2 separate regions of the Homo sapiens genome follow, and region 1 is linked to region 2. A link is an interaction called in ENCODE POLR2A ChIA-PET data of the cell type or tissue named here. Cell type or tissue: OCI-LY7. All regions are shown on one strand. Each heading gives the region's core, and the rest is flanking DNA. Links, peaks and the distances in the headings are about the cores only. Region 1 holds the start of IL5 (interleukin 5). Region 2 holds the start of LOC105379176 (a long non-coding RNA gene).

Region 1 (8,000 bases), core at 1-8,000, 130 kb before region 2:
TTTATAACAGATCTCTATATATAGTAAAGGAACCATCACAAATGATTACCTATGCACTTTACAGACTGTAGGAATCATAAAGAAAATTACCTCATTGGCTATCAGCAGAGTTCGATGAGTAGAAAGCAGTGCCAAGGTCTCTTTCACCAATGCACTTGTGGGAATTTCTGTGGGGATGGCATACACGTAGGCAGCTCCAAGAGCTAGCAAACTCAAATGCAGAAGCATCCTCATGGCTCTGAAACGTTCTGCGTTTGCCTTTGGCAAAGAAAGTGCATAGTACAAGACTGCGTCCCCAGTCAATTTATTGTCTGTCTTTGAGGAAATGAATAATTTCTAACAATCAGATAGAGAATGCCTAATAATGGCATATCGTGAAACTAAATGTTTCCAATGCCTTATATCTTAAAAAATAAATTTACTTTTATCTTTTAATAATAAAAATCCCTGTTTCCCCCCTTTAAAAACATTTTCTATTACGAAGAATCTTTGGGTTAATACATCATTGCCCCACATTTGCATTTCTTAAAATCAGAAAATTAACTTCCTCTTAAAAGATGTGTGCAAAACAAAGTATAAGGTAGACCACTAAACAGAATTTTATGCTAAAATACATAAATATTGGGAATGTTTTTTTCAGATCGGCTATGTTCTACTATGACTGTGGCTAGATTAATCTGTCTTAAAAGAAATTGAAAATACTGGTGGGAAGACAGTGATTGAAATGGAAACTGCCAAGCCTTGGCAGGGTCGAGTTCTGTTCACTGGGGTCTTGATTAGGATCCTTTCTGTTGCCAGTGACTAAAAACCTAACCTAAAGTTGTTGAAGATAAAGAGGGAAGGTATTGGCTCATAGAACCAAACAGTCCAGGAATGGAGGCTCTTTTACATTTTGATGGCTTCAGTGACTCTTCCTTGACTCCATCCTTGGGCACCTTTCCCATTGAGGTCTCAAGATGATGTCCAGACTCCTGGATCTATATGTATTCTGTTCATGAGCAGCAGGAAAAAGCAAGCTGTGCTTTTCTGATTGTTTAATCAAAAGCTTTCAAATTCAGTCTCTTTCTGACAAGGGTCACATGTTCATCCTTGAACTGTGACCAGGGTGTAGTATATACTGATTGGCTCTCCCTGGAGCTAGAGGTGACCCTAATCCTACCTCAACTGCATAGCTTAGAAATGTGGGGTCCCAGTAGTAAGGGGGACACAGATTCTAGGAAGGCAACCAATAAATATCTGTCACAGATACACAATACATGGATGTGTCCTCTCCTTTATGTCCCATAAGGGTGGAGGTGTCCTTTCACACCTTGGGCGGGCCATGAAATTAGGGGAATCAGCCTTTGTTCCTTAGGCTCAGACCTGTAATCCCAGAAAGGTACAAATGAGGCCCCCTCCTAGATCACACACTTCCTTTTTCCCTGGCCTGAACACATATGATGGAGGTGTATGTGGCTCATTGTTTTTAATAGAGTGCTTCAGTGAGCATCCCAGAGTGGCTCTATGTTGCAGCCTAGAAGCCTGACTTCAGGCCTGTCTTGAGCGTCAAGAACAGATGGTACCAAACACAAACTGTTGCCCAGAACAGTTTTCCAAAGCTAGGTGCAGTTGTGTAGGAGAAGTAGAGGCAGCTGGGAGGTAGACACACCTTTCATACATACTCAATCCCAGCTCTGCACTGGAAAGATAAAGACAGTCTTGGATTTCAGTGGCGGCCTTCTTGTACCACGTTTGGTTTTGTTTGTGCTGAAGTTTTGGACTCTTGGTTAGATGTGTCTGATTTGCGCACTTGAGAAATGTTTTCCTTGAGAAATGTTTCCTTGAGACTGCAGAAGTTTGGCTCACTTCAGAAAATCTATCGGGAGTGAGATTTTCGGGAGTAGGAATCACAATAGGCTTGGTCAAAGTGCTCTTAAAATGGTATTCTCAGAAAAGAAGCTGAGTTCTGGCAGGAGCTTTCTCTTCCCAGAGAATATGAGAGCGTTCTCTCTGATTCCCCCTGACACCTTTATGTTACACTGAGGAAGTTAGGGCTTAGGTGAAAGTTTCAGGGGAATTGCCAAATAACTTGTTATTTTAGTACCTTAAATACACAAAGTTCTGAGTGCTTAAATTCTATCATAGGAGGCTGGGCAAGGTGGCTCATGCTTGTAATCCCAGCACTTTGGGAGGCTGAAGCAGAAGGATTGCTTGAGCCCAGGAGTTTGAGACCAGCCCAGGCAACATAGTGAGACTCCATCTCTAGAAAAAATAAAAAATTGGGCTAAACACAGTGGCTCACGCCTGTAATCCCAGCACTTTGGTAAGCCCAGGCAGTGGATCCCTTGAGCCCAGGAGTTCAAGACCAGTGAGTGAAATGGGCAGGGTGTAATACATCAAAGCTGGTGGGGGTCACATGAAACTATAGCATGCATGATCTGTCTAAAGGTGGCAGGTGCTGCTCAGCTCCAGCTGATGGTTGCCAGGTGACACACCTGGGCTCACATTACCCGATCATTCTGTTTTTCAAAGAAGCCTTTATAAAAATTAGCCAGGCGTGGTGGTGTGTGCCTGTAATCCCAGTTACTCGGGAGGCTGAGGCAGGAGAATTGCTTGAACTCAGGAGGCGGAGGTTGCAGTGAGCTGAGGTTGCACCACTGCACTCCAGCCTGCGCAAGAGAGTGAGACTGTCTCAAAACAAACAAACAAACAAAAAAACAAAAAGCACAACAACAACAACAACAACAAAAAAGGAAGGCTGAAATCCTGCTTATTATATATAATCTCTGGATTTTTCAAATGTTGGCAACTGTATAATGTACCATTTTGCAGCCTCTGTTTTACAGCAAAACTGTGGGTTCTTATTGGAAGGCTAGTTATAAAAAATACTTCTTATTCAAAATTGTATTTCTTTTAGAAATGTTTAATTGTGGCAAAATACACATAAAATTTACTATCTTAACCATTTTTTTAAGTGTACAGCTCAGTAGCCTTAAGTACATTCATAATGTTGTGTGACAAATCTCCAGGACTCTTTTCATCTTGCAAAACTGAAACTCTGTACCCATTAAACAACAGCTCCCAACCCCCGCCCCCATTCTCCCAGCACCTTGCAACCACGCTTCTACTTTCTGTCTTTATGAATTTGATGACTTTAGGTACCTGATATACAGTACTTGGCTTTTTGTGACTGGCTTATATCATTTAGCATAATGTCTATTCTCAAGATTCATCCATGTTGTAGCATGTGTCAATTTTCTTCCTTTTTAAGGCTGAATAATATTTCATTGGATGTCTATACCATGTTTTGTTTATCCATGGTCTGTCGATGGACACCAATGTTGCTTCCATCCTTTGGCTATTGTGAATAATGCTGCTATGAACATGGGTGTACAAAATTAAATTTCTTATAAAGTTTTCGTGTCATTAACTTTTCCTCTATAAGTGTGATCTCCCCAACCTGACTGTAAACTGTCTCGGAGTTGGACCTGTAAAATAATGTATTTGAAAGAGCTTTATTGGCCAGGCATGGTGGCTCACACCTGTAATCTCAGCACTTTGGGAGGCTGAGGCGGGCAGATCACGAGGTCAGGAGATCGAGACCATCCTGGCTAACACAGTGAAACCCCATCTCCACTAAAAATACAAAAAAATTAGCTGGGCATGGTGGCCGGCACCTGTAGTCCCAGCTACTCAGGAGGCTGAGGCAGGAGAATGGCGTGAACCTGGGAGGTGGATGTTGCAGTGAGCTGAGATCACGCCACTGCACGCCAGCCTGGGCAACAGAGCGAGACTCCATCTCAAAAAAAAGAAAGAGCTTTATTAATGCAAAACTCCAAATAAAAGTTAATGATTTTAATCTCCTGTGCCCAAGAATTCAAAATAATGTATGTAGCTACTACACCCTCAAGGAGATGGAACACAACCCCCTTTCATTAAGAGTGGGATATACAGAGTGACTTTTTAAAAAAGAGAACTGTATGGAAAGGGGAGAATAAGAGGAATAACTTCACAGTGGAGAAACCTGATCAAACACTACTTCAGCTAGGTGATCCCAGTCAATGGTGGCAGTGAAACATCATGTTAACAGCATGTACCTTTGATTTGATGTGATAAGAAAGGAACTTTATCCCTGTCATCTTCCTCCCCAAAACCAGTAACCTCTGCCTAACCATGACACAAACACTACACATACCCAAATGGAAAGACAAAATGCCTGACCAGTACTCCTTAAAACTGTTAAGGTCATCAAAAACAAGCACAGTCTGAGAAACTGACACAGCCAGAGAGGCCTCTAAGAGACGTGATGACTACATACAATGTGGTATCATGGATGACACTCAGGAACAGAATAAGGACAACGGGCACAACTAAGGGAATTGGAAAAAGCCTGGAGTTTAGTAATGTACCAATATTAGTTCCTTAGTTGTGACAATTGTACCATAGTAATGTTAACAATGGGAAACTGGGTGCAGGGCACACTGGAATGCTCTCTAACAGTCTTGAAACTTCTCTATAAATCTAAAACTACTTAAAATAAAAAGTGTATTAAAAATAATACTGCGGCGAGGCATGATGGGTCAGGTCTGTAACCCCAGCACTTTGGGAGGCTGAGGTGGGTGGATTGGTTGAAGTCAGCAGTTCGAGACCAGCCTGGCCAATATGGTGAAACCCTGTTTCTACTAAAATACAAAAATTAGCTAGGCTTGGTGGCTGGCGCCTGTAATCCCAGCTACTTGGGAGGCTGAGGCAGGAGAATTACTTGAACCCAGGAGGCAGAGGTTGCCGTGAGCTGAGATAGCGCCACTGCACTCTAGCCTGGGTGACAGAGCGAGATTCCATTTCAAATAAATAAATAAATAAATAATAATACTGCACATTGAAAAAGTTAATGATTGTTTTTACCATTATTATTTAAAAGGCTTTGCTCAGGAGGCTGAGGCCAGAGGATCAATCGGGCCCAAGAGTTTAAGACTAGCCTGGGCAACATAGTGAGACCCTGTCTCAAAAAAAAAAAAAAAGCAGAACTTTGAATTCCATGAGTGTAATGCAGTTGGCACCTTTTTATTTCACCAGTAGACTATGAGCTCCTTGAGAATAAGGTTTTTATTGAATCGATCTCTTCATCCTTGAGGACTAGCCTATTGTAGACAGTAAAATAAAGATTTGTTAAATAACTAACTGAATGAACAAGCAGGCACTTACAACAACTTTATCTTTTGTTGTACTCGTTGAGTTAATGTGAATACAGCAGGTCCTTGAATAACTTTGCTTAGTTCCACGTTATTTCATTATACTGTTGATAAGAAAAACAATCGCTTCCCAGCCAAAGCCATTGTCTATGTGGAGTTTGCACAATCTCTCACATCCCAAAGATGTGCACGCGAGGTGAATTGGCATGTCTACACAGTCCCAGTCTGTGAGTGTGTGTGTGTGCGTCTGTGTGTGCGTCTGTGTGCTCTGCAATGGAATGACGCCCTATCCAGGATTGGTGCTCACCTTGTACCTTGAGCTACCGGGATAAACTCCAGCCATCTTCAACCTTCAACTGGAATAGTTGGGTAAGTTATCTTACTTGTTTTTATGAATCTTTCTTAAATGTACATATAGCTCATAATTGTTTCAATGTTTAATATTAGAAGTGTTTGGTCTTTGTTTAGAAGTGTGATGATATTTTTGTGGCCAGAAATATGCCATAGGAATGTAAGCTTTGTTCATATCAATTCACCTACGGTAAAATTGGTTTTGTTATACATCGTTTCCCTTAAAGTCTGTTTCCAAGAACCTATTGATGACATTAAGTGAGGATTACTATACTGTGGAAACTCAAGAAGTCTTTTTCTTTTTTTTGAGACAGAGTCTTGCTCTGTCACCCAGGCTAGAGGGCAGTGGTGCAATCTCGGCTCACTGCAACCTCCGCCTCCCAGGTTCAAGCGATTCTCCTGCCTCAGCTTCCTGAGTAGCTGGGATTACAGGCACCTGCCACCACGCCCGGCTAACTTTTGTATTTTTAGTAGAGACGGGGTTTCACCATCTTGGCCAGGCTGGTCTCAAACTCCTGACCTCGTGATCCGCCCGCCTCGGCCTCCCAAAGTGCTGGGATTACAGGCATGAGCCACCGTGCCCGGCCTCAAGGAGTCTTTTACCTGCAGCTAGGAGCCTAAAGTAACAAACAACAGGAGTTCTTTGGCAGAACTCCTGGGCAAAAGAGAGCAAAGCTTTAAAGTTCAGCTACAGAGACGGAGGCAATGTGAACTACCATTTAGATTTTTTAAAATCCACGTTATTTTAGGGAAATAGAAAGAAATAAACAATTAGTACTTTGATTTTTAAATAATTACTGGTTGGTAATTTTATAATTTAAAAAAAGCACTTTGATTAATATTGAAAAGTTACATTGGTGGGTAACATCCATCCTTTTGCCCTAAAACTTTTATCTCTATTAGTGGGTAACACATTGGCAACATGTCTTTAAAACTGATAACTGTGGTTTTTACTGTGTAGTCCTTAAGGTCAAATGACTTTTCCATGAACTGATTCTAATCAACTGAGCATGATGCCTCGCAATTTTCATGATGACTAAATGTAAATTGATAACATCTCTTTTTCTTCTTGACTCTATTCGAAATTCTATCCTTTCAATCTCCCTTTAATATGATTTTTTAATTGAATAAATAACATTATAGGAAAATAAACACAGAATTTCTTGGTATAGCAACTATCAGTTTTTTGAAATCATCTTCTAAACCTTACCAACACATAGACAGTTTTACAGTTTTAATCAGTGAATATATGCAGTTTGTATTTATCTTTTTTATGAGTATTTCTTTTTCACATATCTATACAATTTCCTACTTATTATTTTAGTGATAACCTGCTATTAGATGAAACTGATGTACCATAGTTTCCATCACCATTTCCCAACTTTTAGGCACTGGGGTTGTTTCTAGCCTTCCACAATTTTAAACAATGCTACTATAAACACCTGTGTAAAATTTTAAAAATTTTCCTTATGCTAATGAACTTGTATAATCATGTTTATAGCTTTGTTACATTTTACCAGATTACCCTCTGAAAATATCCAATGCAGAAAAAAGAAATCTTTTTTTTTTTTTTTTTGAGACAGAGTCTCACTCTGTCGCCAGGCTGGAGTGCAGTGGCACAATCTCAGCTCACTGCAAGCTCCGCCTCCTGGGTTCAAGCGATTCTCCTGCCTCAGCCTCCAGAGAAGCTGGGACTAAAGGCACGCGCCATCATGCCCAGCTAATTTTTGTATTTTTAGTAGAGACGGGGTTTCAACAAGTTGGCCAGGATGGTCTTGATCTGTTGACGTCGTGATCTGCCCATCTCGGCCTCCCAAAGTGCTGGGATTACAGGTGTGAGCCAATGCGCCTGGCCAGAAAAAATAACTCTTATATTTTCACAGGGTTTTACAATTTATAAAGCATTTTCACAAAAATAGCTTTGTTTAATCTTGATATTAGCACCAGGAGATATATTTCTTTCTCTGAAGGTCCATTAGCACCAGGCTTTAAAGGTTTTGCTAATGGAGAGCGAATGAACCCAGAAGGAAGAAGTGACGCAGAAGCAGTGGGAATCAAAGAGTTTGATAAATATGCTGGTAAACCTAAATGAATAATGCTGGTTTAAAAATAACTGATTTCATTTGTTTTGTTTCTTATTTGAAGACAATGAGGAACAAAAATGCTAAATAGTGATAATGTGGAAGGTGGGGGGTGATCTTCTGGCACATTTTACAGTCCTTGTATTGTTCAGAAGGATCCTAATGATATTAACTCTGGACTTCAAAATAGTAATGTGAAAAATTTAAGAGTGCCCAGTAAAAGAATAGAAATAGAATGTGTATTTTCCAAATCAGTAGAGTAAAACAAGGAATAAAGAAAGCTTGGATATTCTACAAAGCAGGAAAGGAGACAAAGAAACAAAGAAAAAGCACAGGAATAAGACATATGCCTAAATTTACCAGCAATCACAGTAATTGAAAACAGATGAAAGTCATT
Region 2 (9,523 bases), core at 1-8,000:
CCCACCTCCAGACACACAGGCACCATCTGCCGCCCCCCATCAGCCCGTGTCCCTTCCACCTCGACTCGCCTACAAAGCCCAGAGAGGTCTGTTTCTTGGCCCCCAGAGCCCAAAGATACTGACACACTCTTACATTTCCAACTAGAATCAGGAACGAGGAGTGACTCTCAGTCAGTTCATTAAGTAAATGTCTTTCTAACCGCTCTGCCCATGGGACATCACGCCCCACAGGGGAAAGGGGAAGCTTCTGTAGCCTGGGATTCTGGTGCCTCAGTCTGGGTCTAGACTTTCCTGAAAAAACGTTAAAATATGAACTGCATTCCTAGAATTTAGCCTACATAAATAAGAGATGAACACAAAGATTTCTATAGTTTACTCACTGCCGCTTATTTACAGAAGCAAAAATCTGCCACGATAGGGGCCTGACAAATGACAGTACCACTGTGCAATGCGTTTCTACGCAGCTCTCAATCCCATGTTCTCTAATACCACCGAAGGGCTTAGGAAATGCTTATGGTATATGTAAAGAGTAAAGAAGTTACAAAACAGTATCAACAGTTGACCCCTATTTTAAAAAGTATTTTTAAAAGTGTGACGATATTTACCAAAATATTAACAGCAATAGTTACCTCTGGCTGGTGGGATGAGTGAATGTATTTTTGTTGAATATATGTTACCTTTATAGTAAATATATGTTATCTTGATCATCAGAAAAAAAAATATGTAAGAACTTGAAAGCTGCTTGGACAGCGCTGCTGATAGAAACCCCTGAGCATCTTGTCACTGTTCTTCTGATTCAGAGGGTCTGGGTGGGGCAGGGGTGGTCTGAGATTCTGTATTTCTAAGAAGCTCCCAGTGATGTCCATGCTGCTGGTCCATGGACCACACTTTGAGTATCAAGGGACCAGAGCATGTCGGGGGAGAGGCTGGGGATAGCTTTCTTTATCTGAACTGGATAAAGGAACTGGGCTCAAGCTAAGAACCCTCTCCAGGTTCTGCATCTTTGTTCTTCAGTGAAAAATGAGAGGACACACCAGGCCAGGTTCAGACTGAGACACAATCCCTCTCCTGGGTTCCCAATGACTTGTCTCTTGTCCATTCCCTTCTCTAAGGCTAAGGGCCCCCAGGAAGAGCCATGTGGCCAGACCCTCACAGTTGCTGGCATTCCAAGGAGATTCTCACTCCGCATCATTTGGGGCCAAAAGGCCCCTTACAGAAGCTCTGCCCAAGGCTCAGATCAATGGCACCTGCTCCCAGAGCCTCCTCTGATCTCCCAGGACACCTTTCCCTGATCTGTGCACTTATCTCTTGCTGCCTGGCAAAATGTCTTAGCTCCTCACTTGGGCCATGTGCTGCTCTCCTCTCCCATGGGGAGAGCCACACGGAGAGTGCTGGCCAAAGCAGCAGAGTTCAGGCCAAAGGATGTGCACTCATTTATTCAACAGGCATGCAGGATTTCCAGGGAAAGCTGGATTTTAAAACCTCTGGGAACAAGAGCAGAACCTGACTGAGAGCTCATGTGGGCACTTTTCATAGCAGAATAGCTCATGAGGTATAGAGACACGGACGCAGAACGTGGGCTGTAGCGACAGATGGTCCTGCATTCTAGTCCCCACTGTGCCTTTTCCTCATGGGATGACTTTATTCAGGTACCCTTTCGGCAAAATCCTCCAAGAGAAAGGAAACTGGGAGGTTCTGGGGAGAAGGCTGCTGCGTTTGCAATTGGGAGAGGTTGTTGACAGAGGTTTATGTCTGTGGCAAGCAGCCTTCCTTCAGTGGAATACTTGAAGACAGGTCTGTAGTTGAGCAAACTCACCTCCATTTGTCCTCCTGGAAAGAAGAAATCAAGAGGAAAAATCTCTCTCCCATCCTCCAAATGGAGCTGGCACATTGCTATCTGTGGCATTTGTCTTTCCAGAACACAACTGAGAAGGAAACCTTCTGCAGGGCTGCGACTGTGCTCCGGCAGTTCTACAGCCACCATGAGAAGGACACTCGCTGCCTGGGTGCGACTGCACAGCAGTTCCACAGGCACAAGCAGCTGATCCGATTCCTGAAACGGCTCGACAGGAACCTCTGGGGCCTGGCGGGCTTGGTAAGCTGCACTGTATTCCTGGCAAGCCGGCCGCGTGGCTCCTGGTGGACAGCAGCCTCACTTCTAAACACTCCTTAGGAGCTGCAGCACCCTTGGTCAACCCATTCATTCATTCACTCATTCAATAAGTATTTGCTGAAGTTCCACAAGTGCTGGGTGTGGTTCTAGGTGCTGAGGACGTGTCACTAAAGACACGCAGGCCGAGTCCCTGTTCTCATGGAATGTTCTAATGGGAGAGTTAGAAAAACAAACATGTAAAATGATGGCCAGCAGTGATACGTGCTACAAAGAAAAACATAGAAATAAAGAACATAAGAGTCATGGGGGAGGGGGCTGACTTAGGAGCTGGTGACATTATCTGAGCAGATATTTGAATTGAGGGAGCAGGCCACATGACTAACTAGGGAGACCATTCCAGGCAGAAGGAGGAGGTATGCAAAGGCCTTAGGATGGAAATGAACTAACTTCCTGTATTTAAAGACCAGTAGGAAGGCCAGTGTGGCTGGATCAGAGTGAGTGAGGGGTAGTTTCCAGGACAGCAGATCACACAAGGCCTTTAGATTCCACCACGAGTATGGCAGGGAACACCTGCAGAGCTTTGGGCAGGACAAAGACTGTACAATCTGATTTACGTGATTTAAAAGGGTCAGTCTGGCTACTGTGTGGTAAATAGGCTGAAAGGGGGAAAGCATAGAAGCAAGATGGCCTGTTGGGAGGCTACCACAGTAAACCAGGCTAGAGATGATGGTGGCGTGGACAGAATGAAGCAAGATGGCCTGTTGGGAGGCTACCACAGTAAACCAGGCTAGAGACGATGGTGGCGTGGACAGAATGAAGCAAGATGGCCTGTTGGGAGGCTACCACAGTAAACCAGGCTAGAGATGATGGTGGCGTGGACAGAATGGGAGCAGTTGAGGTGAACAGATTTGGGATATGACTAAAAATAAAACCAGAAGGATTTGCTGACAGATCGGTTGTAGGGGGTAAGATACAGGGGAGGAAAAGATGACCTCTTTGTTCCTGCCCAAACCCCTCTGGCGATGGTCAGTACTGTTTACAGAGAGATGAAAGACTGGCGGCAAGGCAGGGCTGGAGGTTCAGCAGAAGATCAAGAGTTCAATTTTGTACATCGTACATGTAAGGTGGCTCTTGGATAGCCAAGTGAAGGTGTTGAGAAGATGGTTAGAAAAGTCTGGAACTTAGGGGAGAGGTCAGAACTTGCAATACAAAAAGGAGAGTCCTTAGATAGATACTGCTGAAAATCTGAATGACAGAAAGGGAGAGATCAAAGGACTGAGCCTGAGATCAACACATGGAGGTCAGGAGAGGAGGATCCAGCCAAGGGGCCTGAGGAGGAGTGACCAGTGAGGCAGGAGAACACTGGAGAGTGGGCGGTACCCCAGGAAGCCGTTGAGGACACTCAAGGAGGGAGGGTTGACTGTGTCAAATGTACTGAAAGGACAGGTCAGGTGAGGACCAAGAAAGGCCCCTGGGTTTGGCTGATGGAGGCCATGGGTGAGGCTGATGTAAATGGAGAGGCAGGAAGGAAAGCCCAGCTGGAGTGGGCTCACCGAGGATAGGGTGGCGAGAGGAGACAAAGAAGGAACAGTGAGGGCAGAACACTCTTTGAAGATGTTTAGCTATAAGGCTGCAGAGAAACTGACCCACAGCTGCAGGGTGGTTATGGAGTGAGGGAAGCTCTTTTAAGGTTGGGGGTATACCCAGCATGTTAATGCACCTGGGGGAATGGTCCAGTGGAGCAGGAAGAACTGAAGAGAGCAGAAAGAGGAAGAATCATTAGGGGGCAGAAGTCCTTGTAGCCCAGAGTGGATGTTATCTAATATCGAGTGGAGGAATTAATTGGCTTTAGAGGAGAACAAGGACATGTATCCCCTCTCTGGGCCTATCACCTTGTAGACAATGGGATAGGTCATGGGATAGGAACTTGGCACAACACATGTTCTCTCTTTTAATTCTCTCCATTATCTTATGAAGCAGGCAAGTAGGCAAACAATTGTCCCAACTTTACAAAAGAAACTGAAGCTTTTATAAATTAAGTAGTACATCCTAAGCAATACAATTAATAAATGGTAGAGCTGAGATTCAAACTGAAGCAGTGGCCTGGGGGTAGCATCTGGAATCCTTCCCACCTTTAGGGCTGCTGTGCTGCGGTGCTGCTGTTTAATGGCACAGGAGGGCCACATGACTGAATCTCTCTCAGCAGTCCAGGCAGTCATGCAGAAGGCCCAGTAGAGCACCGGGCAGGTCTGAGCCAGCATCTTCAAGTTCCACCCTCTGAGCAAGCACCTAGCTGTGACACACCTCTCCAGAGACTGCACTCCCCCCCGCGCCACCCACCCCAAAAGCAGATAGGTAATGGTATACAGTAACCATTTCTAGAAGTGTAAGTAGTATGCACCCAAAATAGGCAAAACCTGCTGGCCTAGTGATAGAGACAACTCCCAGTCAGGCTAGACTGGAGGCCTTGGTTTTATAAGTGTTCAGGTGACAAGTGCCACAGTAGGCTTGATCAAGTAGACAGGCAGGCAAGACAAATGCTTACCAATGCAAGCTAATGAAATGTTTCTTTTGCAGAATTCCTGTCCTGTGAAGGAAGCCAACCAGAGTACGTTGGAAAACTTCTTGGAAAGGCTAAAGACGATCATGAGAGAGAAATATTCAAAGTGTTCGAGCTGAATATTTTAATTTATGAGTTTTTGATAGCTTTATTTTTTAAGTATTTATATATTTATAACTCATCATAAAATAAAGTATATATAGAATCTAACAGCAATGGCATTTAATGTATTGGCTATGTTTACTTGACAAATGAAATTATGGTTTGCAACTTTTAGGGAAATCAATTTAGTTTACCAAGAGACTATAAATGCTATGGGAGCAAAACAGGAAAGACCACTTCCCCCTCGAGGGGTTCCCTCTCGAGTTAGGGACATAACACACAAGATAATTAAAGAACACAAGGCCATACAAGATGTAAATAAGACACCTTGGGTCCAAGAGTGCTATGGATTACCATATATTTCTGAACAGAAAAGGTATCAACTGGATGTCTAAAACGTTCTTCCCCCATTGGCACAAGGATTGTTATACTGAGTCTACAGAAAAAAGAAGTAATCCTCAGTACACCATATGGCTCTACAGTGAACGATATTTAAAGTCATAATAATGTAAATTCTCTTGATTCTCAAGTCTTAGAACCAACCAATAGACAAAGCACAGAAGACTTGATGATGGTTGGAGAACAGACTATAAATTGCTATCCACTGAATAATATAAGAGCTATAGCTGGAAATGGCTGGGAGGTGAAAGCAGAAGAAAAGAGAGGTGGGCATTGCTATCTCCAGCTTGCATGGACAAGAGGGCAGTTAAATAACACTGTGCACAGTGGATGGAACAAGAACACAAGGTTTAGGGATTTATCAAAATCACAAAGGTAATAGAAGAACTAAAAATAATTTACTATAAAAATTTGGAAGTGATAGAATTAGGTAAATTCTCTTTCTTCAATAGGGAAATCAATGTATGACATCTAACACTGATAAAGCAAAAAACAGTGGGTAAAAGTGGTCATGGGTTGACAGTTGTTGCAGCTGGGGATGTGTACAGGGGGTTGGTTATACTATTCTCCTTTTATACATAATTGAAAGTTTTCATAATAAAAAGAGAAGAAAAAATAATGAATCAAGCAATCTTTGGAATTATAATGATAGTCACTGGAAAAACTAAAAATAAAAATGGAAGATGGTTTGCTGGGAATGGGACTTGGACTAAGGAGGGGTGAAACAGGGCTGGAGACTTTCGGCTTTCCATTATAAGTCTGTGTGTGTGTGTGTGTGTGTGTGTGTGTGTGTGTGTGTGTGTGTGTGTGTGTGTGTGTGTGTGTGTGTGTGTGTGTGTGTTATGTGCATAAATGAAGTTTTTTCATTAAAGAAATAACATTTAAAAGACAATAACTGTTGGTGAAGATGTAGAAAAATTGGAACCCTCCTACATTGCTGGAGTGATTGAAAAATGGTGTAGTCACTTTGGAAAACAATTGGCAGTTCCTCAAAAGGATAAAATAGTTTACGATCCAGCAATTCCAATCCTAGGTATATACCCAAGGGAACTAGGAACACATGTCCACACAAAAACCTCTACACAAATGTTCATAGCAACATTATTCATAATAGCAAAAAAGTAGAAGTGGCTGGGAGCAGTGGTTCACACCTGTAATCCCAGCACTTTGGGAGGCCGAGGCAGGAGGATCACTTGAGGCCAGGAGTTCAAGACCAGCCTGGGCAACAAGGCAAAACCCTGTCTCTACAAAAAACTAGCTGAGCATGGTGGCACATGCCTGTAGTCCCAGCTACTGGAGAGGCTGAGGTGGGAGGATGGCTCAAGCCTGGGAGGTTGAGGCTACAATGAGCTATGACTGCGCTGCTGTACTCCAGCCTGAGCGACAGAATAAGACCCTGTCTCAAAGAAAAAAAAAAAAAAGTAGAAGCAACCAAAATGTCAATCAACTGATGGATAAACAAAAAGTGGCATATCCATACAATGGCATATTATTTGTCAATAAAAAGAAATGAAGTACTGACAGAGGCCACAACCCGGATGAACCTTGGAAACAGTATGTGACGGGAAAGAAGCCAAATGCAGAAGACCACATATGGTATGATTCTACTGATATGAATTATTCAGAACAGGAGAATCCACAGAGGCAAAAATAGAATATTGATTGCTACAGGCTGTGGGTGGGAGGCGGGTGTGGAGGCATGGGGAGTGACTGATAATGGGGGGTGGGGTTTCTTTCAGGGGTGATGAAAATGTTCGGATATTAGATAATGGTGATGGTTGCACAATTCTATGAACATACTAAAAAGCACTGACTCGTACACTTTAAAAGGATAAATTTCGTAGTAGGTGAATTCTATCTCAATAAAGCTGTTATTTAAAAGAAATTAAAAGGGGGAAAAAAACCCAAGTGTCATCAAAACTTGCCTTTTGAAGACTTGTTCTCTGTAAGAATATGGATCTAGTAACAGTGATTGAGCACTCTCTTTTCATCCTCGCTTACAGAGATGTGACAAAATTAATATGAGTACTAAAATTACACCAAAACATGTAACATCTTTTTAACCCTTTCAAAATAAGGGAACAAATCAAAAGCTTCAAGTCTCACCCTGACCACAGCCAGTTTCACCCTGCCCACATAAAATACCAGCATGCCAAGGGCAATAAATAGCTATGAGAGTCATGGAGGCTCCTCAGGCCAACCGGAGAAGACACATACTGTAAATTTTAATTTCCTTTCTTCTTTGATTGAGGCTCATTTGCATTCAATGGCTAATGTGAGTTGTAGTCTGCCACAGGATATGGGTAGTGGGTTACAGTTTGTATATGAGGACAGGATGGTAAAGGAAAGTAGGAAGATTTAGAGCACGCCATGGAAAGGACACATGCAGACTCTAAGCAGGTCTGTCATCACATAAGCTTCATTAGGCAAGATGCAACTCACATTTCCATTTACTCCCAGTCAGGCAGTCCTGGACTCTGGATGCAAACATGCAACAACAACAAGCCTTTGAATTTCCGAAGACAATGAGAACACAAATTGAGGGGGATACTTATAAAAACAGTGGGTGAGGCCGGGCGCAGTGGCTCACGCCTGTAATTCCAGCACTTTGGGAGACTGAAGCAGGCGGATCACCTTAGGTCAGGAGTTCAAGACCAGCCTGGCCAACATGGCGAAACCCCGTCTCTACTAAAAATACAAAAATTAGCTGGGGATGCTAGTGCACACGTGTAATCCAGCTACTCGGGAGGCTGAGGCAGGAGAATCGCTTGAACCTGGGAGGTGGAGGTTGCAGTGAGCCAAGATCGTGCCATTGCACTCCAGCCTGGGCGGCAGAGCGAGATTCTGTCTCAAAAAAAAAAAAACAAAACAAAAAACAGAGGGTGAAAAACCTTCAGGATTAAGTGAAAGTTAAGATGCTTGTCATCTGAGCACATTTATGTAGCAAACTCAGCCACAGCCCGTGCCTGCTTCATGGGACATGCCTTTTGTCTGTGTGTGGAATATGACATTGACAGTAAGTCTGAACCTTTCCCTCCTGGCTATCATACCTCCACCTTTTGCCAATGAATAAACTATCTGTAACTGGCATCTAGGGGGTAATAATTATTTATTGGAAAAATGAATCAAAAAATGATTTGGCTCAAATCTATGGCTGTCTTTTATGGAAACATTGTTGGGCTACAGTTACAAAGGGTCACCTCTGTTACAAATGCCAAGGGGGCTCTGCTTGTTGCTGTCCATGTCATTGACCCTGCTCTTGGTTTTTCTCTGCCCTCCTTCACATAATCTCAGGGTGCCCACATTATCTAAGGATGGGAATCTCAAGGCTAAGCACAACGCAGAGCTTCCTTATGGAGCTAGGCACAGCCTGGCCTATGACACACAGGGTTGGCTTCTCAGTTTCTAGTAGCTTCCACTAGGAGCAAGGCAGGCACTTTCTCTAGCCTTGGGGCTGATTTCTAGATTCAATTTATTAGCTCAAGTTTGAGTTCCATTCCCAGGTGGAGTACTAAAATCCCCAGTTAGCTGTCACGCCCAGCGTTTCCTCAACTGGGCTTTTGCCCTAAGTACCCAGACACCCTCTCCTTGGCTCTCTAAAGTGTTGTTGTTTTTTTTTTTTTTTTTTTTTTTTTAATGAGACAGAGTCTCGCTCTGTCACCCAGGCTAGAGTGCAGTGGCGAGATCTTGGCTCACTGCAACCTCCACCTCCCAGCTTCAAGCAATTCTCCTGCCTCAGCCTCCTGAGTAGCTGGGATTACAGGTGCCTGCCACCACACCTGCCTCATTTTTTTGTATTATTAGTAGAGATGGGGTTTCACTGTGTTGGCCAGGCTGGTCTTGAACTCCTGACCTCAGGTGATCCACCCACCTCGGCCTCCCAAAGTGCTGGGATTACAGGCATGAGCCACTGTACCCAGCCTAAAGTGGCTATCTTCTAATCCATCCTGTCAACTTCTTCCTAGTCCAACTTTAAGTCTCTAAGCTGTCTGTTCCTTCTAGTTTCTGATTAGCCAGAGTTCAGCCAAACGAAAATATGTTTTGATGTTTTGTATGCTCACTGCACACCTGGGTACTTACTAGGCAACGTGAATAAGAGGACACACATTTGCTCCCTCAGTTTATACCAATCACGAGTGCAAGCAAAACAGCTGAGAAGAGAGGGCGGTTACTCCTCTGGCTGATGACCCTTTCCACCTCCGGGACACAGGTGTGTATAGCATCTGCTCTCCCAACCACCATCCCAACCAGCATCCCGTCTTGCTCCCTCTAATCCTTCACAAACTCTCCAGCAGTTGTTTCTTTTTGTTTTGTTTTGTTTTTCTGAGACAGAATTTCACTCTGTCACT

The links. ChIA-PET counts read pairs that join two places held together with the same protein. Peaks named below come from ENCODE experiments on the same cell type or tissue, not always from the same donor. Only the 100,000 strongest peaks of a DNase experiment are listed, where the experiment ranks them.
Region 1: POLR2A ChIA-PET joins it to region 2 with 9 read pairs; 2 of 35 experiments call an interaction of 5 or more read pairs at or near these places.

Annotation. Positions count from the first base shown.
Region 1 is chr5:132,543,245-132,551,244 of GRCh38, forward strand. IL5 (interleukin 5) reads right to left here and starts at 278. Exons shown (of 4, transcript NM_000879.3): 1 at 91-278. The coding sequence starts at 234. In OCI-LY7, for the core only: no CTCF peak of the experiment used is centred there; no DNase peak of the experiment used is centred there.
Region 2 is chr5:132,677,796-132,687,318 of GRCh38, forward strand. IL4 (interleukin 4) reads left to right here. Exons shown (of 4, transcript NM_000589.4): 3 at 1,919-2,095; 4 at 4,691-4,883. The coding sequence ends at 4,792. It overlaps LOC105379176 (a long non-coding RNA gene), which reads right to left and starts at 4,834. Exons shown (of 2, transcript NR_134248.1): 1 at 4,659-4,834; 2 at 1,290-2,321. In OCI-LY7, for the core only: no CTCF peak of the experiment used is centred there; a DNase peak (open chromatin) is centred at 3,816.